Regions from separate parts of the Homo sapiens genome. Here regions 2 and 3 are each linked to region 1. Evidence: read pairs that join two places in POLR2A ChIA-PET (ENCODE). Cell type or tissue: GM12878. All regions are shown on one strand. Links, peaks and the distances in the headings refer to the core of each region. The heading gives the core; the rest is flanking DNA.

Evidence for each region. ChIA-PET counts read pairs that join two places held together with the same protein. Peaks named below come from ENCODE experiments on the same cell type or tissue, not always from the same donor. Only the 100,000 strongest peaks of a DNase experiment are listed, where the experiment ranks them.
Region 2: POLR2A ChIA-PET joins it to region 1 with 9 read pairs; 2 of 35 experiments call an interaction of 5 or more read pairs at or near these places.
Region 3: POLR2A ChIA-PET joins it to region 1 with 5 read pairs; 2 of 35 experiments call an interaction of 5 or more read pairs at or near these places.

Annotation. Positions count from the first base shown.
Region 1 is chr4:38,884,570-38,894,945 of GRCh38, forward strand. It overlaps FAM114A1 (family with sequence similarity 114 member A1), which reads left to right. Exons shown (of 15, transcript NM_138389.4): 4 at 7,174-7,261. Among named protein-coding and RNA genes, the nearest start is that of MIR574, 22 kb to the left of the region's middle. RefSeq lists enhancers at 145-314, 6,374-6,543. In GM12878, for the core only: no CTCF peak of the experiment used is centred there; a DNase peak (open chromatin) is centred at 4,772; H3K27ac peaks cover 710 bases.
Region 2 is chr4:38,760,167-38,769,354 of GRCh38, forward strand. No RefSeq gene overlaps it. Among named protein-coding and RNA genes, the nearest start is that of TLR10, 18 kb to the right of the region's middle. RefSeq lists enhancers at 812-961, 982-1,151, 1,202-1,251, 1,352-1,661, 4,298-4,367. In GM12878, for the core only: CTCF peaks have their summits at 840 and 1,617; DNase peaks (open chromatin) are centred at 925, 1,595, 2,515 and 2,688; H3K4me3 peaks cover 2,872 bases; H3K27ac peaks cover 4,355 bases.
Region 3 is chr4:38,812,949-38,823,324 of GRCh38, forward strand. TLR6 (toll like receptor 6) reads right to left here. Exons shown (of 2, transcript NM_006068.5): 2 at 9,949-10,376. LOC124900695 (a long non-coding RNA gene) reads right to left here and starts at 3,588. Exons shown (of 2, transcript XR_007058101.1): 1 at 3,462-3,588; 2 at 1,409-1,544. RefSeq lists enhancers at 5,440-5,489, 5,510-5,619, 6,665-6,784. In GM12878, for the core only: no CTCF peak of the experiment used is centred there; DNase peaks (open chromatin) are centred at 3,673, 5,643, 6,793 and 7,583; H3K4me3 peaks cover 1,121 bases; H3K27ac peaks cover 4,666 bases.

The DNA.
Region 1 (10,376 bases), core at 1,137-9,136:
TTATAGTACAATCTCACCACTACCACATTCTATAAGCGAAATCAAGTTTCAGATCACATTGTACCACACTGACATTTTTAAATGAAACGGTAATTAACAAGAGAGTTGAAAATGGTGTATGAGAACTCTTTCTCATGTAGGCTTGAGAACATCCCATTGTTTAGGTGCTTTGATCACCATCTTGAATGAAAGGTTTACTCAAGGCAACTGTCTGGATTTCAGAGCTAAGGTTTCTTCCCTGATAGCTGGCATCAAGTCACCAGAATTCCCCAGAGTTGAAAGATGGATGGAAGACCATTTACACAGGGCAAAATCCTTTGTAACACCCTATTCATATAAAACTGGGAGGAGCAGAAAATATACTTAACTATTTACACATCTTGAATACTTTTAAAAATTTTTATTTATATTTATTTATTTATTTGAGATAGGGTCTCCCTCTATCGCCAGGCTGGAGTGCAGTGGCATGATCTCGGCTCACTGCAACCTCTGCCTCCCAGATTCAAGTGATTCTCTTGCCTCAGCCTCCAGAGTAGCTGGGACTACCGGCATCTGCCACCATGCCAAGCTAATTTTTGTATTTTAAGTAGAGACCAGGTTTCACCATGTTAGCCAGGCTGGTCTTGAACTCCTGACCTCAGGTGATCCACCCATCACGACCTCCCAAAGTGCTGGAATTACAGACATGAGCCACAAAGCCCGGCCCCGTCCTGTTTTAAAAAAATAGTCTCTCTCTCTCTCTGTTGCCCAGGCTGGAGTGAAGTAGCAAGATCATAGCTCACTGCAGTCTTGAACTCTTGCATTCAAGTGATCCTCTTGCTTCACCTTACCAAATAGATAGGACTACATGTGCATGCCACCACGCCTGGCTAATTTTTTAATTTTTCTGTAGAGACCAGATCTTGCCATGTTGCCCAGGCTGGTCTTGAACTCCTGGCCTCAAGTGATCCTCCTGCCTCGGCCTCCCAAAGTGCTGAGATTATAGGAGTGTGCCACCGAAGCCAGCTCCTTGAATACCTTTATTTTTACCATCTAGAACCCCTTTCAGATATTGAGAATGCTAGTAAATAGTCCACCATGTGTACCAATTAAAACCCATTTTTGCAGTTAGGTGTGGTAATTGGTAAAGCATCAGATGTTACCAGATACAGATAATAGAACCTCTATAAATAGCTGCCTCCAGAGTATGGCTTTCCTGATTAGAATGCTGGCTGACCACCCTGGACTGTGCATATTTTATTGGAATGCTGACAGCACTTGGATTGTAGGTTAATTTGAGAAGCACCCATAATGTCACAATATGCATGTAGAAGCATTCTAATGTAAATAACTGAAATCATACTAAAAGATGGTAAAAAGGAAAAAAAGTGAGAGTCAGAAGATAGGCCATCAGAATAGAACACTCTAAGGCAGATGTAAAAGTGGGTGAGCTTTGGATGCTACCGAGAGGTCAAGTAAGTAATAAAAAGACTAAAATGAGTCCGTGGCTTTGACAACAGGAAGCCACTTGACCTTGATGAGAACGATTTCATGAAGTAGTGGCACAGGAGTCTTGCTGTGGAGGGAGGATGGACAAGGGAGGTGAATACAGAAGATAAGCACCTTTTTTTTTTTTTTTTTGAGACAGAGTCTCACTCTGCCTCCCAGGCTGGAGTGCAGTGGCACGATCTCAGCTCACTGCAACCTCCGCCTCCTGGGTTTAAGCGATTCTCCTGCCTCAGCCTCCCGAGTAGCCGGGATTACAGCATGCGCCACCACACCCGGCTAATTTTTGTATTTTTAGTAGAGACGGGGTTTCACCTTTTTGGCCAGGCTGGTCTCAAACTCCTGACCTCAGGTGATTTGCCCACCTTGGCCTCCCAAAGTGCTGGGTTTACAGGTGTGAGCTATGGTGCCCGGCCACTATAAGCACCTTTTTTAAGAGACAAAGAAGAAAGATGTGGAGCAGACACCAGATAAGTTTGAAAGACACATTTTGTTCATGTCGTGATTTTCATTTGTTGGCTTTAAGATAGAGGAATCATGTGCATGATTAAATGTAACCTATATAGAAAGCATGTATAGAAATGTAGCCTGGGCCGGGCACAGTGGCTCACACCTGTAATTCCAGCACTTTGGGAGGCCGAGGCGGGCAGATCACCTGAGGTCAGGAGTTCAAGACCAGCCTGGCCAACAAGGTGAAACCCTGTCTCCACTAAAAATACAAAAATTAGCCGGGCATGGTGGTGGGTGCCTGTAATCCCAGCTACTCAGAAGGCTGAGGCAGGAGAATCGCTTGAGCCCAGGAGGTGGAGGCTGCAGTGAACCAAAATCACACCACTGCACTCCAGCCTGGGAGACAGAGCGAGACTCCGTCTCAAAAAAAAAAAAAAAAAAGGAATGTAGCCTGTACAGGGAAGCAGCTTGCATAGAAAAAGGCCGAAAAGCTAGGAGAGAGTAAAACCAACCTAACCAGATCGGGAGATGTGTAGGTGGAGGTGCTATGGTACCTAAGAGGAAGGTGCATTTCCATAATAATGAGAGGGAGGAAGTAATTGTGAATCGCAGGGTAGTGTACTTAATTTGTGTTTAGATGGGTTTTTGGTGTAGGCCTGTGTATATTTTGTGCATAAAAAGAACTACTCAAATGTTTAATTGGGTTTAAACAATTCGTGTTCCATCTATGAAGATGACAAACTGAAAAACCCAATCCTTAGGCTTCACGTGAATCTCACAAATCTCACTGTTTAGAAGTCCAGCAAAATCAAACAGTCACTTTCAAGGTACTTTTGGTTAATGTTTGATTTGGTCCTTTTTACCAAGTTACACACGTTTAAATACTTTAAACTGCATTTATAATATATTCTACTTCCTTTTAAAGTACCTGAATTATCTACTTATACAAAACCTTGCTAAGTACTTAATAATTGTTATAAAGCTACTAAAATAAATTTACAGAGTTGACTTAAAGACTCTTAATAATGTGCGGAAACTTGGGATGATTTCAGCTTAAAATCAGAAGTCTAATAATTCAATTATTCATTTTTGATTGATTTTCAAAAACTGTCACTCTAATAGGTCAGATTCCTTCAACATTAGTAGTACAGAAAAGAACAAATATGCCCAAAAATATGAATAGCGTATCTTCCATGCTTTCAACCTTTCTATGTTTAATTTTTAAATCTTCCCAAAGTTGAATGATGCATACTTACCAAGGAAGAAAATTAGCTGGAAATAACTGAGGCCATTTTCAATCAGATATTTTGACAAGAGTTTCAGACTCCAGAGCAATTTTCATCCTCCCAGCTGTCATACTGACCCCCTTTTTAGCGTAGCTATGTCATGAGTTACAAAAATTAAAAAGTGTTGATCACCCTATGAGTTACAAAACTCACAGGTTTCATTGCCCACATCCCTGGATACAAGTTATACGCAGCACCTGATTCTTGATCTGCTCAAGGAAATAGAAGAACCAAGTTGCTCCTTCAGCTTTAAGATAAGTACATATGTTTTCCATCTAAATGATAAAGGCCTTTGAATTTGATGGAGTTCTGGGATTTTACTTTTTTCTATCTAATAATACCTTTAAACTTGATAGCTTAAAATAAATGCATTTTCTATTTAATGATAAAGACCTTTAAATGGGATACTAGATATGAAAATGTCTTTCCTATTTAAAGAACGTTGAACTTGGGCCAGGTGCAGTCACCCGTAATCCTAGCACTTCGAGAGACCAAGATAGAAGGATCACTTGAGGCCATGAGATCAAGACCAGCCTGGGCAACATAGTGAGATCCTGTCTCTACAAAAAATAATTTTTAAAAATTACCTAAGTGTGGTGGTGCATGCCTGTAATCTCAGCTACTTGGGAGGCTGAGGCAGGAAGATCACTTAAGCCCAGGAGTTGGAGGATGTAGTGAGCTATTATCATACCACACACTCCAGCTTGGGCAACAGAGCGAGACTCTGTCTCCTAAAAAGAAAAAAGAACTGTGAACTTGATGGAATCCTACATTCTTTCTTAGTACCACACAAAGGTTTAGATGTTTAAATGATTTCCAGTTGAGTTTTGAATATCCCTTTTGATTAAGCCAAATCTAATTTGCTGTTATAAGAGTTATGGGGAGCAGGCAGGAAGCTGAGAGAGTTCTCATCTGATGGCTTTTTTTCCTCTATGTATTAGGATGTGAAGTTGTCTATGGAAGGAGGTGGGAGTTATGGGGGAAGGGTGAGAAAAACGTCTTTAAATCCCTCTATTGGTAATAGGCAATCTGAGCAGCTCCATGCTGCCTGTTGTAGCATCTCCTAATTGTGTGACATTAAGTCCATTTAAAGTGGAGACCATATTCATGATGAGATATATTTATAATTCATGCTTAACATTTTTTATATTAAATATGTGTATTTAATCATTTGAATATTTACCATTTGATAACATATTTATAGCTGATCAAGAAGTCACAGCTCAATGTCAAAGGACTTTATTAATAAAGCAATTGAAGTAGTCACTTATTATACAGCAAAAAGTTCTAGACTCATTTAACATTTATTTCCATTTGCTAGTCAATTACCAGCTGTCAGAACATAATAAATATTATAAATTTGAGTCAGAAGCTGTCACCTCTAATTGTATTAACTCTTCCTAATCATAGGTAGTGATTTGTCCTGTGAAAGAATGATATTAATCACTGATTTCCATCTGTCTTCATAATGGTGTAAAATTGCTACTGGATTCCATTGCTGAAGTGAAGTAAATCAATGTAGACACCAAAAATGAAAGCAGGCAGTGATGAGTCATGAATATTTCCATTCATGTTAACAAGCTTCTCATTGTTTCCAGACAGAAAGAAAAAAAAAATGACAGCTAACTTTCAAAGCTTTTTGCTTCTTAGTCTTAAAAGCATAGTTTCTTCTTATTATTTCTAGCTCACACTTTTGGAGTACTTCTTATATGCCAGGCACTATGCTCGCAACATTATATGAATTATTTCTTTTGATCTTCACGAACCGGTGAGGTTATTGGTTCCTATACTTATGGCTCTTATGCCACTATTGTTTGCATTTTATAATGAGGAAATGAAGGCTTAAAACAATTTGAGTAACTTGTTGTCCAAAACAGTAGAGCCTGGAGTCAAACCCAAGCAATTTAACTTCCATAACTCAGTCTCAACCAGTACTCTACACTGATGGGTGGCATTTGAATCAGTTAGGAATGCTTTTGAGTCAAAGTAACTAAAATCCAACATATAGTAGTTCACAAAATAGTGATTTTTTTTCTCTCACTTAATACAAAGAATGGAGATAGGCAGCTACTTATGTTGGTTTAGTAGCTCAGCGGAGCCAGGACCAGTGACTGAGACTCCTTGGCCTTTCCCTTGAGGCAGCAAAAATGACTGCTTCAATTTGAAGCTTCAGGTCCACATTCAGGGCAGAAAAAAGAGAAGGGGAAAGAGTGGGCACTCGCTGTAACTATAATGTATCATGAAAGCAAAAACTTTTCCATTTATATATCTCATTGGTTGAAAACTGTTTCATATGGCCATCCTTATCTGCAAGGGTAGAAAATAACAAGGGAGGCTGGGCATGGTGGCTCACACCTGTATTCCTAGCACTTTGGGAGGCCAAGGGGGCGGATCATGAGGTCAAGAGATCAAGACCATCCTGGCCAAAATGGTGAAACCTCGTCTCTACTAAAATAGAAAAAATCAGCCAGGCGTGGTGGTGCGCAACTGTAGTCTCAGCTACTTGGGAGGCTGAGGCAGGAGAATGGCGTGAACCCGGGAGGTGGAGCTTGCAGTGAGCTGAGATCGCACCACTGCACTCCAGCCTGGTGACAGAGCAAGACTCCGTCTCAAAAAAAAAAACAAAAAAAAACAGCAAGGGAGTTGGGAGTTGGGGATGACTAATGGACCAGCTGTGAGTCAAAAGTTATGGAATCTACAAACTCTGTAGGAATTTTCCACTGCCTCCTTACTTTCTTTCTGCCCGCCCTTCCTTCTTTCCTTCCTTCCTTCTTCTCTTTTGAGTAAAAAAGAGCTATGATTCTCCATACAGGTAACTCATAGAATATTTATTCTTGCCTTGTTTTCTAGAATGTGTTCCCAGATAGAAAGAGAAAGCTGTGGTTCCCTACTTGAGTTAGGACTCATTGGTTGCAAGTAACAGAAACACGCATACCTGAGAAAATGGATGAGTTTCAGCCATTTATTCAACAAATATTTATTAAGCATTCATTATATTCCAAGCACTCTTCTAAGCTCTGAGAGTATATCAGTGAATAAAACATTTAAAAAAATGAACAAGAATATGAGAGAATCTCATAGAACCCAAAGATCAGAAAGCAGCAGGGCCTTCAGAGGGACAGAAACCAGGGACTGAGAAGCTGTCAGGAATCCAAACAGCAGCTCTAAGCCAGTCTCCATTCTGCTCACTCTGCCTTCTCTTAATTCTTAGTCTGCGTGGTGGATATAACAGGGTCATCCACATAGCCTGAGTTTTCAACTTCTGTTCATGCACACAGTTCACACTGAACCACAGTCTCTCAGTTCCAATTCCAAAAACCTAGGCAAACGAATTGGAATCCACTGAGGTCAGGGACAGTCTTATCCCTGTGTTATAGGAGTCACTATGAGTGAAGCAGGGCACCTTGAATCAAAGGTTTCTACCTTGCAAGCCTTCCTGTCACTACTGCCCATCCATCGCCAGGTGTATTGACGCTTTTTAGACACTTTGCCCATCATCCATGCCAAAGCACCTGCCTACTGCCCCAGAGTTTAAAAGTTAACTCTACCTTGAAGAGCACATTTTTTAAGCCCTGTAAGAATTGCCTGGGTCCAGATCATTTTGAACTTTTTCAAATCCCTCTTGTGCCCTCATGCGTATCTTTTTCCCATGCAGCCTTTTCCCTGTCTTCTAAATAATAAGAGAGAATCGAGGCTCAGTTAACATCAAACTCCCTTCTCACTTCAAACCAAGCCTTCAGAAGCCAACATCAGCACTAATCAATTTGGTTCCAAAGTACACATTGCAGTGTGGTTTGGGATATTCTTTTATGACCCTTATAAACTATAAGCCAATTAGATACGGTTGTTGGTGATTCTTTTCCAAACCTCCTCTTTGTTTCAAACCAATAGGTGTTTTTCCATTCAGAGATATACTGAATTTCTGACCTGTGGCTAATTTGTTTTTCTCCAGGCTGTGGATTCCCCTCCAAGTGGAGGAGGATGGGCAGGCTGGGGATCCTGGGGCAAATCTCTGCTGTCGTCAGCATCTGCCACAGTAGGTAAGCATTGTATGTTGCATTGGAATAGACAAAGTACCAAAGCCTAATAGGATAGGACGTTTTGATCGTACTGTATACTAATAGAGTTTAACATTAGCCCGTGAGCAAACCATGTTTAGTGCTTACTATTCTAAGTGCTTCATTTATTCCTCCAATACATTTGTTCCTCAAAATAACCCTATATGGAGGAACTGTTGTTTGCTGCACTTTACAGGTAAGGAAGCTAATCAGAGAGAGACTAAGACCTTGACCAAAGTCAGGAATGTCTGGGTTGCAATTTAAAAGCCAAGTAGTATGGCTTTTAGCCACTATATTATATGGTCTTTTAAAGTATAATATATTCTTAAAGCTTCGTGTTTATCGTCCCACTTGAATTTTTTTAGTGCACAACGCATCTACTCCCAAAAAGGATTTGAGATATCTTGATAAAAGGCATTTCATTAGCAGGATATTACAATATAAGGAGAAAACAATGTGCTGGTAGGGAGGATACATATTTTATACATCCCATGGCTAATAGAGTTTTTGTAATTGAGTATTGACCTCAACTCTGAGCTTCTTGGCTGCCAGTACATTATTTATTTCTCTTTGAAAACAAAATTTTAATTTAAATAAATATATTTTTCTGGTTTTAAATTTTTAAAGAAATTTCCTGTATTTGTTCTTATACAAAGAGAAAATATGATGGACAGTGTAGTGTCTTCCTGAGTGCAAATTTGTCATGATATTCTTCATGTTACCATTTCTTATATTCTCTCTTCATGAGAACTGAAGGTATAACATCAATATGTCTAAGATAATTTAGCAAAGGCATTTCATCTTGAAGGTGGAAGATAAGAAGATAGGGGAAGCCACAGGTAACAGAGTTTTCACATCATCCACTTCAGGTATTCTAAGGTGCAGTCCATGGCCATGAGGACCTTGCGATAGGCCATGAATTGGTCCACTTCACTGTTACTCCTAAAACCAGGAAGGTCTTCAGGCCTTTTGCCCCACCCCAGTGGACCATGACCACAGTGTTAAGGGCCAGATATCTAACTTGACAGAGCTTAGGCTGCCTGGAAGAATGGATAGATTGCATTCCTCTAATTCCATCTCTGTCAAATATCAGTTTGCTCAGGAAGGCTCTGGGAAGAAGTAGCAATGGCCAAATAAATGTTGACCTCTCTGGTAAGCCTGGAGAGCAGATTTTCTCTATTGCTTATTAAGGGGATGGCTATGCCTTGAGTACCACATATGCAGATGACAAATTTAACTAAATTCAAGTAGAGGCGCCTGTTTTGTTTTCTGAACAGGATGCTATCTCTTCACAAGGGTGAGGACAAGCACCTGCAGGCATCCTCTGTCCTTGGAAAAATGTTTGAACTTAGTGGCTATCAAAAGGATCTTGCCACTGGTGGCACTTAGAAGTGACATGCTTTCTAAGCCAAAAACTAAAAAGGAGGTTCTAAAAGATTGTTTTAATTGGAATAAGTCATGAAAAAGTAAATAATATGGTCACTAAAATTATACAGCTCTTCTCGTGGTTTATATCATAAAACAGTCATGTGTCCTGGATGTTTCCAGTTTTAACCGCATCCAAACCACTCTGGTTTATAATGAATTGGTGGTTCGAGGGTTCTAGTATAGATGGAGGACTTACTCTTTCATTAAACTTTTAAATATAAGTTCCTGCCACAGTAAACACAGAAATCATCTGCTCTGTGGTAGCAGCTATAGGTGCTCTCTGTGCACACTTAAAGGTGCATCTCCCTGTAACTGCTCTAGCCCTGGTTGGTCAGACCATTTGCTGTTGTTTCTCATTCAGTGTCTGTACCTCATTTGACTTTGGGCTTTGTTGGACCCTCCCAAGGTTTTCTGTCCATGAACTGACAGCTCTCCCATTGAATTTACTATCCAGCACCTTCTTAGGTGTCTTGCTATAATCTGACCTTTGCACACATGCAGCTTTGGTTCCAGTGGATGGTGCTCCAAGGCCTCCGGGTTTTGTCACCTGGTTCACATGTAACCAGTAGATGGCGCTGACTTTACTGCTTAAAAAGTGGGATGTGGCCAGGCATGGTGGCTCACGCCTGTAATCCCGGCACTTTGGGAGGCCGAGGTGGATGGATCATTTGAGGTCAGGAGTTCAAGACCAGCCTGGCCAACATGGTGAAAACCCATCTCTACTAAAAATACAAAAATTAGCTGGACGTGGTGGTGGGTGCCTGTAGTCCCAGCTACATGGGAGGCTGAGACAGGAGAATTGCTTGAACCCAGGAGGTGGAGGTTGCAGTGAACAGAGATTACGCCCCTGCACTCCAGCCTGGGCAATAGAATGAGAGTATGTCTCAAAAAAAAAAAAAAAAAAAAAAAAAAGCAGGGTGTGATTTTTCACAGCAGGTCCCTTTTGACTTGATCCGACGTCATTGTCTTAATCTGCGGCCTGTGCTTGTGTTTGGGGTTGCTCTTAAAGTTTCTCTGTGTCTGAGCCACCATGCAGATAATAAATACTGCATCTTGTTACTCTCACAACAATTTATAAATTGTGATGGTTCGCATCTGGCTCTGAGTAATCATTGATCCAGAAGAGCCTAGAGAGGTAAATTCCTGTAGGCCATCATGAGCATTGTGCCAGTCACATGGTCACTGTGCCATGAAAAATAATATCCCGCTTTTTAAGTAGTAATGTCAGCACCATCTACTGGTTATATTTGAACCAAGTAACAAAACCTAGAGGCCTTGGAGCACAGTCCACTGGAACCAAATCTGCACGTATGCAAAGATCAGATTACAAAAGGACACCTAAGAAGATGCTGGATAGTAAATTCAATGGGCGAGCTGTCAGTCCGTGGATGGAAAAACTTGCCACTTTTCTTCTAGGGTGAGTAAACACGTGGTTTCTCTGAGAGTGTATGACATTTGCACATTCCTCATGCAATATCAGAATGAAGTTCAGTATACCCTCTTGTATTAGTTTCTGTTGCTATGTAAGGAATTACCACAGTTAAAGAGGCTGAAAACAACATGCATTCATTATTTTACAGTTTCCGTGGGTCAAGAGTTCAGGTATGGGACAGCTGCTCATGTAAAATAATGTGAGCTTAACAGGCTAAAATCAGGGTGGCAGCCAGCT
Region 2 (9,188 bases), core at 1-8,000, 130 kb before region 1:
GTGTTTGGTTACACGCATAAGTTCTTTAGCGGTCGTTTCTGAAATTTTGGTGCCCTCATAACCCAACCAGTGTACGCTGTACCCAATTTGTAGTCTATTATCCCTCACCCCCCCGCTCCCACCCTTTCCCCCGAGGTCCCAAAGTCCATTGTATCATTCTTATGCCTTTGTGGCCTCATAGCTTAGCTCCCATTTATAAGTGAGAACATGCGATGTTTGATTGTCCATTCCTGAGTCACTTCACCTAGAATAATGGTCTCCAATTCCATTCAGGTTGCTGCAAATGCCATTATTTTATTCCTTTTTAAGGCCTTCAGTTTATTTTTTTTAATGATATATGATAGTTTACATATTTATGGAGTACATGTGCTATTTTGTTATATGCATCAAATGTGTAATGATCAAGTCAGGGTATTTGGAGTCTCCATTACCCTGAGTATCATTTCTACGTGCTGGGAACATTTCATGTTCTCTCTTCTAGCTACTTTGAAATATACAATACATTGTTGTTAACTAGAGTCACCCTACTCTGCTATTGAACACCTCCCCCCGTGCAAAAAAAAAAAAAGGATTGTATTGCTCAGTTCATTTTTAAAGCCTTCTTTCTCAAACTTTACTGTGCATAAAATCCAGCCAGGATCTTGCTAAAATGCAGCTTCTGAATCAGTAGGCCTGGGATGGAGCCTGAAATTCTGCATGTCTGACGTCTCTCAGGTGATGCGAACGCTGCAGCCTGGTTTTAGCTGGAATATAGCTTTCAGCAATTCTCTGCTGTTGTTTCTAATTAGGGACAGGAGTGAGAATTAAGAAGACCAGAAAAATGGCCCCTTTCTGTGCCTTTAGGAGGTGATGAAGAGCAAGAAAAAAGAAAAATCAGAAACAACCAAAGAAAACCAAGGCAGCTTTCTCTTTCCATTCCAATCCCATGAGATTTGCGGTTCTGCCCTCGGAGACGACTGATTCAAGGTAGCAGGTGCCCCGGTCAAGATGAGTTGTGGAGAAGACCAGACCTTCCCAGTAGGTTCTTTCCCTGACACAAGGGCTCCTTCCAGATTTTGTTACAGAATTTACAACACATGAAGTGACCCGATGCTTCAGCAAGTGCTTCATGGCTTCCCCCAAAACCAAAGTCAGGGTTCCTGAGAGAGTGCCTAGAAAGTCGGGGTGGAGGTCGGGTGCGGTGACTCACGCCTGTAATCCCAGCACTTTGGGAGGCCGAGGCGGGCGGATTACGAGGTCAGAAGATCAAGACCATCCTGACCAACATGGTGAAACCTGTCTCTACTAAAAATAAAAAATTAGGTGGGTGTGGTGGTGCATGCCTGTAGTCCCAGCTACTTGGGAAGCTGAGGCAGGAGAATCGCTTGAACACGGGAGGCGGAGGTTGCAGTGAGCCGAGATCGTGCCACTGCACTCCAGCCTGGCGACAGAGTGAGACTCCATCTCAAAAAAAAAAAAAAAGTCTGGGTGGAAAGAACCAAGCTTAGAATTGAAGAAGTGTGGAGTCACAGGAAGAGGCGCTCTGCCGGCAGCGTTACTCTTGCATACACAATGAGATTTATTTTAATCCCATGAACTTCTGCTTTCCACAGTGAGAAGGCCCCGTGGGAAGCAACCAATGAAGTGAAACTGCTTCTACCCCAGTGCTGGGCGTCTGTAGGTATGGACAGGCCCTTGCTTTAAGGTAGATGCCCGCCGCAAAACGGGAAGTTGCATTATGGCTGCCTCCCGCTGGGGTTCTTTTTCTCTTGGTATTTTAATTTTTGTTTTTTGGATTTGGTTTGGTTTTTCCTCTTTAAGGATCTTCATATCATTTTTGTCGTTTTTGTTCTTCAGTCTGAAGCTGAGTTTTGAGACAATAAAAAATTCAAAGCCAAATTCGATCTTTTCAGTTTTTAATCTATTGTAATGATTCAGATTAAAGTTTCTCCAGCCACCTGCTTTTAAGGGTGAAGGAGGATGTTGGCTCTATGTTTTCTCCGAGGCTCTGACAATGGAGTTCATTTCCCACCTCTCCCAGGCGGCCTTAGGAGACAAACTTTCCCATTTAATTTGTAGAAAACATGGATCAGGGTGTCCCAGCTGTACCCAAGCCGGGAGTAACAGTTTGGCTTTTATTTGGGTAAATTTTACTCGTCTCCGTCTGTGTGCATGAATTGATATGCATAGGTGGGTGGAAGGAGGATTATTTGGGGGTTGGAAAGGAGAGGTGGGACAGAATAGGGACAGTGGAAAGGACGAGGTGCTGTGTCACCCTTCTTGCCCCCTTGGGCTGGTTTGGAACCCCCGCAGAGGGAGGAGTGAGAGCTGAAGAAATGGATTTCGTGAGCAACTCGGTGAGATGGTGGATCCCAGCATTGCAGCACTGGCATGCTGAGAGGTTGACACACAATTTTGAGGAGAGAAGTACCGAATCTACTGCTAGCTCCGTGGAACTCGGCATGGCTCCTCGTCACAAGGATAGTTGCATTTGGGATTACTGGGAGAAAGCACCCTTAGCATGGTCGTTAGCACCATTGAGAAAGCACCTTCATTCAGCAATGTCAGTAGTGAGAGACTCTTGCAAGGACCTGCAAAGGGCCCAGGGGTAGCTGCCGCGAGCTAGAGGGGAGTAGACTACGGCAGCATGGGGAGAGGAGCTGACAGGAAGCTGTCCGGCACCTGCGAGAATCTCAGGTTCGAATGGAAATATTCGTGTGCACGTTTGCAGGAGGGTGAGAGGCCCCGCTTCAGCAGGTGGGAGCCAGAATAAGAACTGGGGTCACTGATGCTGTTGTGCCTTCTTTGTAGCCTCAGGCTGGTAAGGATTGGTAGCATTTGGATTACACACGTCATGATAAGAATTGCTCTTCCACAACGAGATACCTCCATCCAAGAATAGGGTCTAGCAGGAACAAGTATGTCCATGTTACTACACATAGGAAAGAAACTAATTCTTCCAGTCACCAAGCTCTGGCTCTACCAGTGTAGCAGACCATCTGTGAAAGCAGACTCTGGGCTGGGCACGGTGGCTCAAGCCTGTAATCCCAGTACTTTGGGAGGCCGAGGCAGTTGGATCACCTGAGGTCAGGAGTTCAAGACCAGCCTGGCCAACATGGTGAAAACCCGTCTCTACTAAAAATACAAAAATTAGCCAGGTGTGGTGGTGCACACCTGTAATCCCAGCTACTCGGGAGGCTGAGGCAGGAAATCACTTGAACCCAGGAGGCAGAGGTTGCAGTGAGCAAGACAGCACCACTGCACTCCAGCCTGGGCGACAGAGCGAGACTACGTCTCAAAAAAAGAAAAAAAAAAAACACAGGCTCTGTCATCACAATCTTGCATTTCTGTCACTTACTAGCCATGAAACCTTGACTTCTGGTTGGGGACTTTATCTGTTAATAGGAATAATGATAACATTTAACCCTTGGATCTATGTGATTTAACAAGTATAACATCACGACAGACTTAGAACAGTGGCTGGCACATTTGAAATCTCAAAAAGGGCTGAGCATGGTGGCTCATGTCTGTATTCCCAATGCTTTGGGAAGCTGAGGTGAGAGGATCAATTGAGCCCAGGAGTTCAAGATCAGCCTGGGGAATATAATGAGATCCTGTCTCTACAAAAAAATTAAGATGTGAGCAGAGCATGGTGGCACGTGCCTGTTGTCCCAGCTACGCGGGAGGCTGAAGTGGGAGGAATGCTTTAGCCCAGGAGGTGGAGGCTGAAGTGAGCCATGGTCATGCCACTGCAACCCAACCTGGGCAACAGAGTGAGACCTTGTCTCTAAATAAATAAATAAATAATAAATCCTCAAGAAAGGTTAGTGCCTTGTACTGTTAAGTATACAAGGCCAGGATGTTAATGACAGCATCATGGAAACATTTTTCCTGAAATAAAAGAGCCAGAAAGAGGTTGAGGGCTCAGGGGTAGTGAGTCCAGGAATCAAAGACATCGATCCTAATGGAATATCTGAGCTAACCTTGCACAGATTCTTTCAGCAGCTTTCTCTGGCCTGTTTTTTCCCAGGGCCAAAGGTACTGCTGCCAGGAAAGACACTTAAAGTCCTTAGGTCTAGAAGGTTCCTGGGCATGACCAAAGATCTAACTTTCTTCACAGGGAGAACACAGTCTAATAATGTGGTGCCTTAACCCATCATGGCCTAAAATAATAAAGGCCTCATCTCCTTTCCATTTTTAATAAACACCACAGGAGGAACATCCAATAAACTTAATATGGTGGTATTAGAATGTGCCTGTTCCAATCTGTCAGAGCAACCCATCTTACCACTGAATTTCACCACATCATCCATTAGTACTCAAGATAAAAACTGTCCTGTTGCCAATGACTTCCTCCGAAACAGAAACAAATCATTGTGCAGCTAAAAAATCAGAAGCAATACACATTCTGGCTGCATAAGCCAAGATATTCTTCTTCTCAGGACTGTGTAGCACAGGGCCCCTGTCTATAAAATAATTTGATTAAAAAATATGTTTTGGCAGGGAGCGGTAGCTCACGCCTGTGATCCCAGCACTTTGGGAGGCCGAGGTGGGCAGATCACTGGAGGTCAGGAGTTTGAGACTAACCTGGCCAACATGGAGAAACCCCATCTCTACTAAAAATACAAAAATTGTTCCAGTGTGATGGCGTGCACCTGTAATCCCAGCTACTTGGGAGGCTGAGGCAGGAGAATCGCTTGAACCTGGGAGGCAGAGTTTGCAGTGAGCCAAGATTGTGCCATTGTACTCGAGACTGGGTGATAGAGCAAGACTCCATCTCAAAAAAAAATTGTTTTGTGGCCCGGCGCAGTGGCTCACGCCTGTAATCTCAGCACTTTAGGAGGCCTAGGCAGGCAGATTGCTTGGGCCCAGTTTAAGACCAGCCTGGGTCACATGGCAAAAACCCTGTCTCTACCAAAAAAGATACAAAAATTAGCTAGGAGCAGTGGTACATGCCTGTAGTCCCAGCTACTCAGGAGGCCAAGGTAGGAGGATTACTGAAGCCTTGGAAGTGGAGGTTACAGTGAGCTGTGATTGCACCACTACACTCCTGCACTCCAGGTTAGAATGAAATCCTGTCTCGAAAAAAAAAAAAGATTTTGAAATGGATGGACCCATGTGAGAGGTTCAGTGAGTTATTAACGAGAATTGGTACAGAAGAGTCATTTGCGTATTGTTTATTTTCCAGCTGCTACCTGTGAGGATTCTTTGCAGCATCCAAGCAACACCTCTTCCTGTTCAAACCCAGGAGCCATCTCTTCACGCATTTTATTGTCCAGTGTGCTGTTTTTGGTTAACTGTGTCTCTCACCAAGAAGAAAACAGCAGCAGTGTTGTAATTAATCACAAGGCAGCTCTTCAGAACCTGCTCACATTAAATGATGTAGGTCTTCTTGCCTCTGCAGTTCCCTGACAGTATGTTTGTAATGCTGGTTGAATTATTACTCATGCCGCCACATCATCCATCCACCCTAGCTTCCCATGACTCTCAAAGGTTGTTACTGTGCTTCATGAATGCAAGCCTTCCCCAGATGAGGCAGGGAAATGTGAGCCCATACAGTATTCATTTTCCGATTCTGTTAAGTTTACCATTCAGAATTTTATAGTAGAAACATAGAACTACCCACCATCCAGCTGCGTTTTCTCTTGGCCTCTTGAGGTGGTAACCACGGCATTCCTACCATGGAAGTACTTTTGGTTCTGACTGAACCCCTGCCTTCCACACAAGGGTAGGCAAGGGGTCAATGCAGAAAGAGGGAAGAGCAGTCCCGCTCCTGCAAGAAACATTCCTCCTCCATCAGGCACAGCTTAATACTGACTGGCAGAGCACCATGTAACCATGGGAGGCAAGACAGGACGTTGATTGGAAGGCCCATTGGTGTTCAGTTTTGAAAGTCATCCTTGAAGGACTGCCTGGCACATGGCTCAGAGCATGCAGCAATGGCAGCTATTGCCCTGGGTGCCCGAGGCTGGGAGCACAGGCGGGCGCAGGGTAAAGGACACCTGCCAGCACACCTGCCACCCTCAGGTGTTATAGACAAGAGGTGGCACCACAGTCAAAACACAGATGGGCATAGGTCCACACTGGTGGCTCAAGCCCAAGGGTCAGCGATGAGCTGCCGGTAGCCAATGCCCTGAAGTCATCTTGTGTTCAATGTGAGAGTCGCCCCAATCAACATGTCAGCAGCATTCTGGTGCCCAATCCTGGGTGGGCCTACACTGCTTTCCAGGCCACCCACCTCAAATGGGGATCCAACCACCAGTCTCTGAGAGAGCCCCATAGATGTGAATTACAGAGCTCCCCAGGATATCTGGTTAACTCCATGTTTGCGGTAGAGGGTCAGAGGTCATCTCAAAGGGGAGAAATAAAGACTGGGGTCCATACGGGTCTGCGTCTGGGCTGGGGCATCCTGCTTGGGGAACACTGCCAGTCCCAGCTGTACCAGGCCCTCAGAAGGACTTAGAAAGTTCAAGGGAGACCTTCCAAAGCACTGGGGCAAGGGGAGATCTGAGGCGTGGGCCCACGGCAGGGGCTTCATTGGCCCAGTGCTGCCCCTTCCCCTCTAAAAAGGCTGAGACAGCAAAAGAACAGGGGAAGTGGTTGGGGGTGGGGGAACCAGGTACCCCATTTGCAGTGATTCATATAATCTGCAGACTCCAAAATAGTTAAAGGGCTGCCCACAGCAAGCACCTGAGATCCAGCAGCTTCCAATAGGAGGAGGCAAAGAGAAGATTCATGAAGTGTGGGGTGGTTGGGGGAAGCAATAAGCCAGTGATGGCAGGTCCTAGAAAGTGTCAGCAAAAATACAGATGGTGAGGGATGCCCCCGATATGATTTGGCTGTGTCCCCACCCAAATCTCATCTTGAATTGTAGCTCCTATAATTCCCACATGTTGTGGGAGAGACCCAGTAGGAGATGATTGAATCATGGGGGCAGTTTCTCCCATACTGTTCTCATGGTAGTGAGTAAGTCTCACAAGATCTGATGGTTTTATACGGGGTTTCCCTTTTTGCTTGGCTCTCATTTGCTCTTGTCTGCCACCATGTAAAATGTGCCTTTCACCTTCTGCCATGATTGTGAGCCCTCCCCAGGCACATGGAACAGTGAGTCCATTAAACCTCTTTTTCTTTATAAATTACCCAGTCTTGGGTATGTCTTTATCAGCAACATGAAAATGGACTAATACACCCCCTTACAAGTAAAATCTGTATCCTTGATTTCCAACAATAAGCGCTGACACTGAAGGGGGCAGCCTTGGCAACAGAGGCCCTGCTGGACTTCAGAGGAGCAGAGGAGGCCAATCAACAAAGAAAATAAAATCAACACAGAAAGAAAATCCCTGGGGAGTGGACCTGTGCCAGGCACTGTTCTAGGCAGAGATAGAGACAATATCTGTGAGCAAAACAGAAAAAAATTTCTGCTCTAAAAGAGTTTGCATTCTAGTGGGGGAAGACAGGGAATCAGCAGGATAAAGAGAAAACTTAGAAGTAAACTTAGAAGATGGCAAATGCTATGGAGAAATAAAAAGCAAGGAAGGTGGACAAAGAGTGCTGCCATTTTCTACTAGGTCATCCAGGAAGTCTTCAACGGAAATGGGATTGGAGCAAAGATTTGAAGGGCAAAAAGAATACTGAAATAAACGTCTTGGGGAAAATGTGAATTGATTTAGAGTTCACTCCACTGGCTTTTCATTAAGTATTTCAAAATAATGACTAGAATGTGCATGTGTTGTTAGAGTATTAATAGTTACCCTTGAGGCTGCTTGGACACCACTAACAAGACAGATTCTGAAGACAAGAATCTCATTGTGAAGAGGCAGACATGGGCTGCTGTCGGGAGTTGTGCTAGCCAGGATCCCCCACCCAGCTTCCCTAACCATAATCCTGAACACCCCTACTGTTGGCTGCAACTTTGTCCTTGAACATCCAGAACGCAGTGTTGTCCAGCAGCTCAGAGCCCCCATCTGTGAAGGAGGGCAGTGTCTCAGCAGCTGGCTGTTGAATAGATGTACAGGTGTAGGCCACTTCCAGACCCACAGTCAGGAGTTTTTCATTGTGCTTGTCCCCTGGCAGGACTTCAGGATGCACTACCAGACCCACTCCCTATCTCAAGTGGGTCCTCAAGGAGCCCTGTCCAGGGTTAAAAGGATCAATGGCAGCAGCAAGTCATGGGTCACAGCACACCAGGTGGAAAATTGAGCTCAGGGACCAAGGTATGTATCCCCAGCAGGATGCTGGTGATTAAGTTGCCTTTGAAACCTCCAGGGGAGAACAGGCTCCCCATTATTCCCCATCCTTTACATAGAGAACATTTTCTGGCTCCTAGACCAGGGGTGGCTGATCTGAGGAGCAGCCCCCATTGCAAGTTACCGATGGCAAAAGAATGTTTTTTTCGGGGATAGAATCAGGTGGCAAATACAGGATGCTTTGGCCATGGAGGAAGACTGCAGAGAAAGCCTAGACCTCAAATGACTTTGGGGAATATAGACGGGATAATCAAAGTGCCCCATCCAGGGCTCTGTTCTTGAGAATTGCAATAGAAGGAATGAGAGAATAAAAATCAAATGCAAAAAGTAAAGGCCACTTGGTTGTGGATTGGAAGGAAAAACATTAGGAGTTAAAAGACTATGACCTTGGGCTTGGGTGGGCCATTTAAAATTCTAAAGCCTCAATTTCCCCATTTGAAAGTGAGAGTTATACTTGACAATCTCCAAATTCTCACCCACTTTTAATATGCCTAGTCTATGCTTCTCTTGAATGGTTCATCATAATAGATAAAGGAGTGAACTTTGGGGAACATTTGCCAAAATTTAGATGTAAAATTCCTTCTTCCCACTAATCTGTTGGGAATTCAAGGACTGCAATTCCATTTCAGTACAGCTCTCTTTGCCACATTTGCTGAGAGAATACAGACCATTCTCAACAACTCAACTGTTGACGTCCAGAAAGGATTGCAATTTATCTGTAGAGATGCTAAGAGATTGTGAAAGCCCCCTGAGGAATACACAGACAGACTTCACTTAAGAGTTCAGTTTCCTCGGGGAAAAAAATGAAACAAGCTCCAGGTTGACAAATGGCAAGGAAATAAAAAGGAACTTACAAGCTCCAGAGTCATTTTTAAAACATGATCGGAGTTCATGACACCGGCTGCTGTTACAGCATTCAGCCTGGGTATGCTCACTTCCGCATCAATGTCATGATTCAGAACA
Region 3 (10,376 bases), core at 2,084-10,083, 71 kb before region 1:
AAATAATGTCATCTGCAAATAGAGGCAGTTTTACTTCTTCCTTTCCAATATGGATTCTTAACTCCTAATTGCCCTGGCTAGTACCTCCAGTAAAATGTTAAATAGGAGTGGTGAGAGCAGGGCCAGGCACAGTCGGTCACACCTGTAATCCCAGAACTGTGGGAGGCTGTGGCAGAAGGATCACTTGAGGCCAGGGGTTCAAGATCAGCATATGCAACATAGGGAGACTCTGTCTCTACAAAAATAAAAAAAAAAAATACCAAAATTAGCCAGGCATGGTGATGTGTGCCTAAAGTCCCAGCTACCCGGGAGGCTGAGGTCGGGGCATGGCTTGAGCCTGGAGGTCAAGGCTGCAGTGAGTTATAATCACACTACTGCTCTCCAGCCTGGGTAACAGAATGAGATCTAGTTTCAAAAAAATGTAGTGGGAGCAGACATCCTTATCTTGTAGCTGATGTTAGGGCAAAAGCTTTAAGTATATGTTTTACCATTAAGTACAATGTTAACTGTGAGTTTTTCCATAGATGCTTTTTATCAGTTGAGAAAGTCCTCTTTTATTCCTAGCTTGTTGGGTGTTTTTATCATGAAGGAGTAGATAGTATGGTTTCTTAATCAATAAGGAAGGAAACAAATGCTGTGGGCACAGTGTCATAATTTGTGAGGTGCTTCTTGCAGTGAGGTTAGCACTCACATCAATTGTGCAGAATAGTGATCTTCCTTTCCCTCTTTTCCTCCCTACTGCCCCTACACAATCCTATAGTTTCTCTTACCCACCTGATCCTAGAACTTCAAAACTGCACCCTGTAAACGTGTTGGGAATGAGAAATGTCATCACATTTACATTTACCTTTTAATAAATTCTCCCTTAATGATCTAAAGTTTTCCAGTCAAATTTTTGAAATTGCCACTGATATATCAGTACCTGAGTAAATATTAGGTCATGACCAGCCACCCTCAGCTCTGTCTGAGCAGAGATTTGCCCTTTGCATTTCACAAAATGTTATAAGCACCTTTGTACACAGTCGTGGTCTGAATCTTTTACTATTGCTTTAGGATAAATTTCTGGGAAAGAATGACTAGGTTGAAGGACATGAGCATTGTCATGTTACATAGCACCAAGTGCTCTCCATAAAGTTTGTTCCACTTTACCTGCGCTCCAAGAGTGTGCTGGGGTAGACATTCTACACATCCTCCACAAAAATAACATTATAGAGAGCTGTCAATTTTATAGATGTAGAGTGACATCTCATTATTGTTTTATTTTTTTTTTATTATTGGCAATATGTATCTCTTTAGTGAATTACCTGTTCATGTCATTTACCTATTTTTCTTTCAGGGTTCTGTTTTTTACTATTTAATTGTGTAATAGTCCATTCTTGCACTGATGAAAAAAATACCTGAGACTAGGTAATTTATAAAGGAATGAGGTTTAATTGGCTCACAGTTCTGCAAGCTGTACAGGAAACACAGTGGCTTCTGATTCTGGCGAGGTCTCAGGAAACTTACAATCGTGGTGAAAAGTGAACAAGAGAGCAGGAACATGGCTGGAGCAGGAACAAGAGAGAGAGAGAGAGGAAGGGCTACATGCGTTCAAACAACCAGATCTCATAATATGATAACTCACTTACTCACTAACATGAGAACATCACCAAGAAGATGATGCTAACCCACTCATGAGAACTCTACCCCCATCCAATCACCTCCCACTTGGTCCCACCTCCAACATGGGGGATTATAACTGGACATGAGATTTAGTGGGGACAGAGATACAAATTATATCATTCCACCCCCAGCCCCTCCAAATTTCATGTCCTTCTCATATTGCAAAATACAATCATCCCTTCTCAACAGTCCCCCAAAGTCTTATCTCATTCCAGCATTAATTCAAAAGAAGTCCAAAGTCTCAGCTGAGACAAGGCAAGTCCCTTCCACCTATGAGCCTGTAAAACCATAAGCAAGTTAGTTACTCTTAAACAGCAAGGGTACAGGCACTAGGTAAATACAACTGTTCCAAAAGGGAGAAATCAGCCAAAAGAAAGGGGCTACAGGCCCCATGCTAGTCTGAAACCCAGCAGGGCAGTCATTAAATCTTAAAGCTCCAAAATAATCTCCCTTGACTCCATGCCTCACATCCAAGGTACACTGGTGCAAGAGGTGGGCTCCCAAAGCATTGGGCAGCTCCTCCTCTGTGGCTTTGCAGGGTTCAGTCCCCACAGTTGCTCTCAAGAGCTGGTGTTGACTGCCTGCAGCTTTTCCAGGCACAAGGTGCAAGTTGCCAGTGGGTCTACTATTCTGGGGTCTTGAGGACAGTGGCCCTCTTCTGACAGCTCATCTAGGCAGTGCCACAGTGGGGACTCTGTGTGGTGGCTCCAACCCCACATTTCCCCTCCACACTGCCCTAGTAGAGGTTCTCCATGAGGGCTCTGGCCCTGCAGCAGGCTTCTGCCTGGACATCCAGGCTTTTACATACTTCTTCTGAAATCTAGGTGGAGGTTTCCAAGCCTCAACTCTTGCACTCTGCACACCTGAAGGCTTAACACCACGTGGAAGCTGCCAAGGCTTATAGCTTACACTCTCCGAAGCAGTGGCCTGAGCTGTACCTGGGCCACTTTGAGCCATTGTTGGAGCTAGAGTGGCTGGGATGTGAGGAGCAGTGTCCCTGGGTCTGGTCCAGGAAACCATTCTTCCTTCCTAAGCCTCCTTAGGCTTGTGATGGAAGTGGCTGCCTCTAAGGTCTCTGAAATGCCTTTGAAGCCACCTCCCCATTTCTTGGCTATCAGCATTTGCCTTTCTTTTAGTTATGAAAATTTCTGCAGCCTGCTTAATTCCTCTCCTGAAAATGGGCTTTTCTTTTCTACCATATGGCCAGGATGCAAATTTTCCAAACCTTTACACTCTGCTTTCCTTTTAAATATAAGTTCAAGTTTCAGGTCATTTCTTTGCTCACACATAGGAGTATAGGTTGTTAGAAGCTGCCAGGCCACAAGTTGAACGCTTTGCTGCTTAGAAATTCATTCTGCCAGATACCCTAAATGGTCTCTCTCAAGTTCAAAGTTCCACAGATTCCTAGGGTAGGGACTCAATGTTTCCAAGTTCTTTGCTAACACTTAACAAAAGTGACCTTTGCTCCAGTTCCTAGTAAGTTCCTCATTTCTATATGAGACCTCCTCAGCCTGGACTTCATTGTCCCTGTCACTATCAGCATTTTGGTCAAAACAATTTAACAAGTCTCCAGGAATTTCCAAATTTTTCTTCATCTTCCTGTCTATTTCTGAGCCCTCCACACTCTTCTAACCCCTGCCTGTTACCCAATTCCGAAGCTGCTTCCACATTTTCAGGCATTTTTATAGCAATGCCCCCTTCCTCAGTACCAATTTTCTGTATTAGTTCATTCTTGCACTGCTATAAAGAAATACCTGAGACTAACTAATTTATAAAGAAAAGGGATTTAATTGGCTCACAGTTCCACAGGCTGTACAGAAAGCATAGTGGCTTCTGTTTCTGGAGAGTCCTCACAGAGCTTTCAATCATGATGGAAGGCAAAGGGGGAGCAAGGTGTCTTCCACAGCAGGAACAGAAGCAAGAGAGAGTGTGGGGAGGTGCTACATACTTTTAAACAACCAGATCTTACAATAACTCATTCACTCACTATCACGAGAACAGCACTAAGGCAATGATGTCAACCCATTCATGAGAACTCCTCCCCCATGATCTAATTACTTCTCACCAGGCCCCACATTCATTTTTATATAAACAAGTAAGTTCCCCTTTTCTTTGCTATTACTGTCTTTCAGATGTGTGCTGGTAAAGCAGTTTCAAAAGAAAAGTCTGATTTGTAGCATTTGCTGATATCTGCAGTGTCAGTATTCCCGCTATTGCTGAGGGCTAGCTACCAACTAATTTTTTGGCAAAGCTCTTGAATATTTTATTTTTATTTATGTATTTATTTATATTTAATTTTATTTTTTGAAATGGAGTTTCGCTCTTGTTGCCCAGGCTGGAGTGCAATGTCATGATCACAGTTCACTACAACCTTTGCCTCCCAGGTTCAAGTGATTTTCCTGCCTCAACCTCCCTAGTAGCTGGGATTGCAGGCATGTGCCACCATGCCTGGCTAATTTTGTATTTTTAGTAGAGATGGGGTTTCACCATGTTGGTCAGGCTAGTCTCAAACTCTTGACCTCAAGTGATCCACCCGCCTTCGCCTCCCAAAGTGGTGGGATTACAAGTGTAAGCCACCGTGCCTGGCCCTGAATACTTTAGAATCAGATTTAACAAATCTGTGCAAGCAAGCTCCAGCACACCATGGCTACCCTGGTTTTAGATTTAGAAAGTTTTTCTCCATAACAAGATAAGATAGATATACGTGTATCTGTTCTTCGCAAATGTATTTTTTTAGTTTTTTTAATTTTCAATTATCCAAGTAATAAATGTTTACTGTAGGAAAATCAGGAAATATAAATAAATTTTAAAATATTTGAATAAGCAGTAATCTCACCAAATAGAATCACACCAATATCATTTTTAGAGCAACCATGCAGTCATTTTTCTCTATATGTTAACATTCTTTAGATTCTTGGCTCCTACTGCAAATTGTGGTTCAGAAAATTTATAACAATTTATCTACTTACACATGCCCAAGTGCATGCACACACACATAGCATCATACTACGTATACTGTTTGTAATATGCTTTTCTTAACCTATAATCGATCATAAATATCTTTTCATGTCAGTAATTATCCATTTACAATTTCATGATTATTGGCTGGATAATATTCCTTTTTATTTATAATGCAATTTTTAATATTTTAGTTTATAATGCATTTTACCAATCTTCTGTTGTTGGACATTTAAATTGCTTCCAATTTTCACAATTAGAAACAATTCTGCAATAAGCAGCAATGTTTCCTTGGGATGTGTATGAACAATTACTTTTATTTTTATTTATTTATTTTTTTTGAGATGGAGTTTCGCTCTTGCTCCCCAAGCTGGAGTGCAATGGCATGATCTCGGCTCACCACAACCTCCACCTCCCAGGTTCAAGAGATTCTCCTGCCTCAGCTTCCTGAATAGCTAGGATTACAGGCACGCACCACCACGCCCGGCTAATTTTGTATTTTTAGTAGAGACAGGTTTTCTCCATGTTGGTCGGGCTGGTCTCGAACTCCCGACCTCAGGTGATCCACCCACCTCGACCTCCCAAAGTGCTGGGAATACAGGCATGAGCCACTGTGCCTGGCTGAACAATTATTTTTTTAATATATATTCTATAAAGTGGACTTTTTGAACCAATAGACATAAACCCATACCACTATTCTTTGCCTTTTTTTCTATTACTATAGATGAAATGTCTTTTTTATTAATTATTTAACCCAAATTTAGGATACTTTTTTTAGATTGCTCATCTGCCATATAATTCAATAGCCTATCAACAATGTGGTTTCTCTTCTCATCTGTTGGTTGTACTGATTACATAATAAGGTGTTGACTGGAACTTGTCCTATGACTTGGGTCCAAAACTGAAGACAAAGAAGTATTATGTACCACATTCTATACAAAGCTGCTAGCAACTGAAGCATGTCCCCCGGGGCATTCTAAGAAGCAGTAGAACCAGATAGCACTGTCCACAGCATCGCCTCACCCTACCTTCCCCCATTCACCTGAGAATGCTGGGGAGGGTGACAAGAGAGTCAGCAGCACCAGGAGATGAGTGTTAATGATGTAAGCCTGCAAGCTCTTCTCCCTATGCAAGAGATGACATCTCTTTCTCAAGCCAAGTGAAGGGGAAATAACAGTAAAATTACTCTTAGACACGGGACAGGCAGATCAGGCATTTCTTTCCTCAAGAGGATTCTTGTTTTGATGCAGCAATGTGTAGGATCACCCTCTGAGGTTGATCCCCCTGCCCATCTGAGCAGTATTAGAGAACATTACACGTGCCCCCTGGGGGTTCAGGAGTGTAAATTAGTAGAGCGACTGGTGTCTACTCTGTTGGAGATTTCCATTGGACCAACCCTTGCCAACTGGCAATTAGAGACTGTGGTATCAGGTACCTGGGAAAGGGGGTGTATCTCCACCTCAGCATCCCATGGGCCACACACACACAAAAAGGCACAGGAGGGCTTCATCAGCTCCTGTGGCTCCATGCAAGGGAGAATGGAGGCCATAGGATAAGACCAGAGCTATAGGAAACAGAGACATCTGGTCATCCTGAGCCCTTGAATGATTTTGTGGAATAGAGACAGCTTACCTATTCTAGACCTCTTAGCTATACTTTTTTCTATTATATGAGAAAGAAATAAACCTCAATCTTATTTAAGCCTCTGTATTTGAGGTCTCCCAGTCCTGCAGCTTAGACTGTACCTTAATCGACACAATTATAGAAAAGGATATCTGCCTTCTTACCACTCATCCTTGATCTCCACTTCAGGGAGCTAGATCTGGGAGAGGGAGGGGCAAGAAGAGTGTATCTCAGATAAACCATGCCTACCTCCAAAATATATGCCAAGGTTGAGCTACAGACCTAGCCTGTGACATGCAGAAAGAAGATGAGTTTTAGATGAAGATGGAGATTTAGAATTTTAAACTAGATTGGAGTATCAGTATCTCAAAAGGACTGCAGAAGTATTAAATCTGCTCAAGATATCACTAAGGAGTGACAAGAGGGGAATTTCAGAATCCAGTTGATGGAATGACTGAGAAAAATAAACACTACTTCACATTTGGACTAGATGATGTTGAGATTCCTCATAAACTAACCGTAATTGAAACTCTCAGAAAGTCCCTGTGGTTTTAGAAATCCCCTCAGGTCTTTTACTCCCTGTAGTTTAGTCTCATTCCTTTCTAATCAAACCAGTCCCCAGAAACCTAGACAGAAATACCTCCTCCTTTCCCCATATTTGTGGTCTCATTCTCTTTAAAACTCCCACACTCTCACCGTTTATATCCCGGGTCTCCATCCACTGTCTCTTTCCTGTGCTCTTACACCCATCCACTCTATTCTCTTTGCCTATTACTCCTTTCTTTGTACCTCTGACTTTCCAAGCAGCTTCTTTTAGAGTCTTCACTCTTTCCAGGATAACATTTCTTTTCTGCTGCCACACTCAACTGAGTCTCCAGGGCATCAGAGCTGGTCATGCCAACTCCAGAGGACTGGGTTGAATAGTGTCCTCCACCCAACCTCCAAACATTTATGTCCATTTATTTCAGATTTATTCTGAAATCTCAGAATGTGACCTCATTGAAAAAAGAGTCTTTGTAGATCTAATTAAGTTAAGGACCAAGATGTGATGGCATCAGATTAAGGAGGCTCCTAAATCCAACTAGAGTGTCCTTGTAAGAGACAGGAAAAAAAAGACAGAGACTTGGAGGAGAACACCATGTGAAGACACAGGCACAGATTATTGATTATTTAACCCAAATTTGGGATACATTTTTTTAGATTGCGCATCTGCCATGTATGTCAATAGCCTACCAATAATTTTGGTTTCTCTTCTCATCTGTTGGTTCTACTGATTACGTAATAGGGTGTTGACTGGAACTTTTCTTATGACTTGGGTCCAAAACTAAAGACAAAGAAGTATTATGTACCACATTCTATAGAAAGCTGCTAACTACTGGGGCATGTCCTCCAGGGCATTCTAAGAAGCAGCTGATGCATCTGCAAACCAAGGGACGCCAAGGTTTGCCAGCAACTACCAGAAGCTAGGAGAGAGGAAAGGGATGATTTCTCCCTGACAGCCTCTGGAAGGAACAACCCTGCCAACCTTGATTTCTGACTTCTGCCTTCCTGAACTGGGAGAAATATATTTCTGTTGTTTTAAGCCACCCAGTTTGTGGTAATTTGTTTTGGTAGCCACAGGAAACTAACACATCCAGCAACACTGCCAATTTGATGCTTTCTTCGCTCATGGTATTCTTTCACTTCCAACTTTGCACCCACTGTGCCCTCCCCTTTGAAGGGTCTTCCCAGCCACATGCCCAGGACCCTTCCCAGCCACATGCCCAGGATCCTCCTGATGAAAGATCTTTCATCAAGGCTCATCCTAGCAGCCCTCCCTGGTCACTAACCTAGGTTTCTTATCTCTTTTGCTATGGTCTGGATGTTTGTGTGCCCCTCAAAATTCCTATGGTGAAATCCTAACCCCCAAGGGGATAATACAATCAGCCCTTCATATCCATGGGTTCCACATCCATAGATTCAAACAACCATGGATTGAAAATATTCAATAAATGAATAAATAAATAATAACAATATAATAATACAAAATAATAAAAATAAAAGACCATACAGTTTAACAACTACATAACATTTACATAACATTTACATTGTATTAGGTATTGTAAGAAATCTAGAGATGATTTAAGTATATGAGAGGATGTACATAGGTTATATGTAAATAGTACACTTTTTTTTTCAGAGTCAGTGTCTTGCTCTGTTGCCCAGGCTATAGTGCAACGGCATGATCATAGCTCACTGCAGCCTGGAATTCCTGGGCTCAAACAATCCTCCCACCTCAGCCTCCTGAGTAGTTGGGACTACAGGCATGTGCCGCCAGGCATGTATTTTTTTTGAGGAGGTGGGGTCTCACTATGATGCTCAGGTTGGAAGTATGCCATTTTACATAAGGGACTTGAGCATTCACAGACTTTGGAATCTACAGGGCTCCTGGAACCAATCCCCTGTGGATACGGAGAAAGAGCTGTATTAAGAGTTGGAGATGTTGGGAGACAATTAGGTCATGAATGTGGAGCCTTCATGAATGGCATTAGTGCCCTCCCCCAGGTGAGGATACAGTGAAAAGACAAGCCATCTATGAACCAGAAAGTGGGCCCTCGCCAGGCACCAAATCTGTCAGCAGCCTGACCCTGGACATTACAGCCTCCAGAACTATAAGCCATAAATTTCCATTGTTTATAAGCTACTCAATTTGTGGTACAGTCATGCAGTGCATAACAATATTTCACTCAACAGTCATGGCCCTATAAGATAATAATGGAGATGAAAAATTCCTATGGCCTAGTAACATTGCAGTGCAATGTATTACTCACATGTTTGTGGTGATGCTGCTGTAAACAAACATACGACACTGACAGTCATATAAAAGCACAGCACATACAATTATGTACAGTTCATAATACTTGATAATGATAATAAGCAACTATGTTACCGGTTTCTGTATCTAGTAGACTATAATTTTAATCATTATTTTAGAGTGTGCTCCTACTTATTTTTTTAAAAGCTAACTATAAAAATCCTCAAGCAGGTCCTTCAGGAGGTTTTCCAGAAGAAGGCATTGTTGTTACAGGAGATGATGGCTTCATGCATGTTATTGCCCCTAAAGACCTTCCAATGGAACAAGAGGTAGAAGTAGAAGACAGTGATATTGATAATGACCCTATGAGTAGGCCTAGGCTAGTGTGTGTGTGTCTGTGTGTGTGTCTCAGTTTTTAACAGAAAAGTTTAAAAAGTGAAAAATAAAAATAAAATATTTTAAAAATAGAAAAAACAAAATAAAGATGTAAAGAAGGAAAATATTTTTATATAGCTGTAGAATGTGTGTTTTAAGCTAAGTGTTATTGCTAAAGAGCCAAAAAAAAATTTAAGGCAAAAAGTTGATAAAGTAAAAACATTACAATAAGCTAAGGTTGACTTCTTACTAAAGAAAGAAAACAATTTTAATAATTTTTCTTACTAAAGAAAGAAAACAAATTTAATAATTTTTGTGTGGCCTATATGTACAATGGGACTTATAAAGTCCACAGTGGGACATGGTAAAGTCCACAGTAGGATATGGTAATGTCCTAGGCCTTCACATTCACTCACCCCTCACTCACTCACTGACTCACCCAGAGCAACTTCCAATCCTGCAAGCTCCATTTATGGTAAGTGCCTGTATTCGTTCATTTTCATGCTGCTGATAAAGACGTATCTGAGACTGTGCAATTCACAAAAGAAAGAGGTTTATTGGACCTACAGTTCCACAGAGCTGGGGAAGCCTCACAATCATGGCAGAAGGCAAGGAGGAGCAAGTCACATCTTACATGTCAGCAGGGAAGAGAGAGAACTTGTGCAGGGAAACTCCCCCTTAAAGAACCATCAGATTTCATGAGACCCATTCGCTAACAGGAGAACAGCACAGGAAAAGACCCGCCCCCATGATGCAATCACCTCCCACTGGGTCCCTCCCACAACACGTGGGAATTCAAGATGAGATTTGGGTGGGGACACAGCCAACCCACATCAGTGCCCTATACAGGTGTACCATTTTTTATCTTCTTTACCATATTTTTACCATACCCTTGCTATGTTTAGATATGTTTGGATACACAAATACTAAGCATTGTGTTACAATCACCTAGAAGCAACAGGCT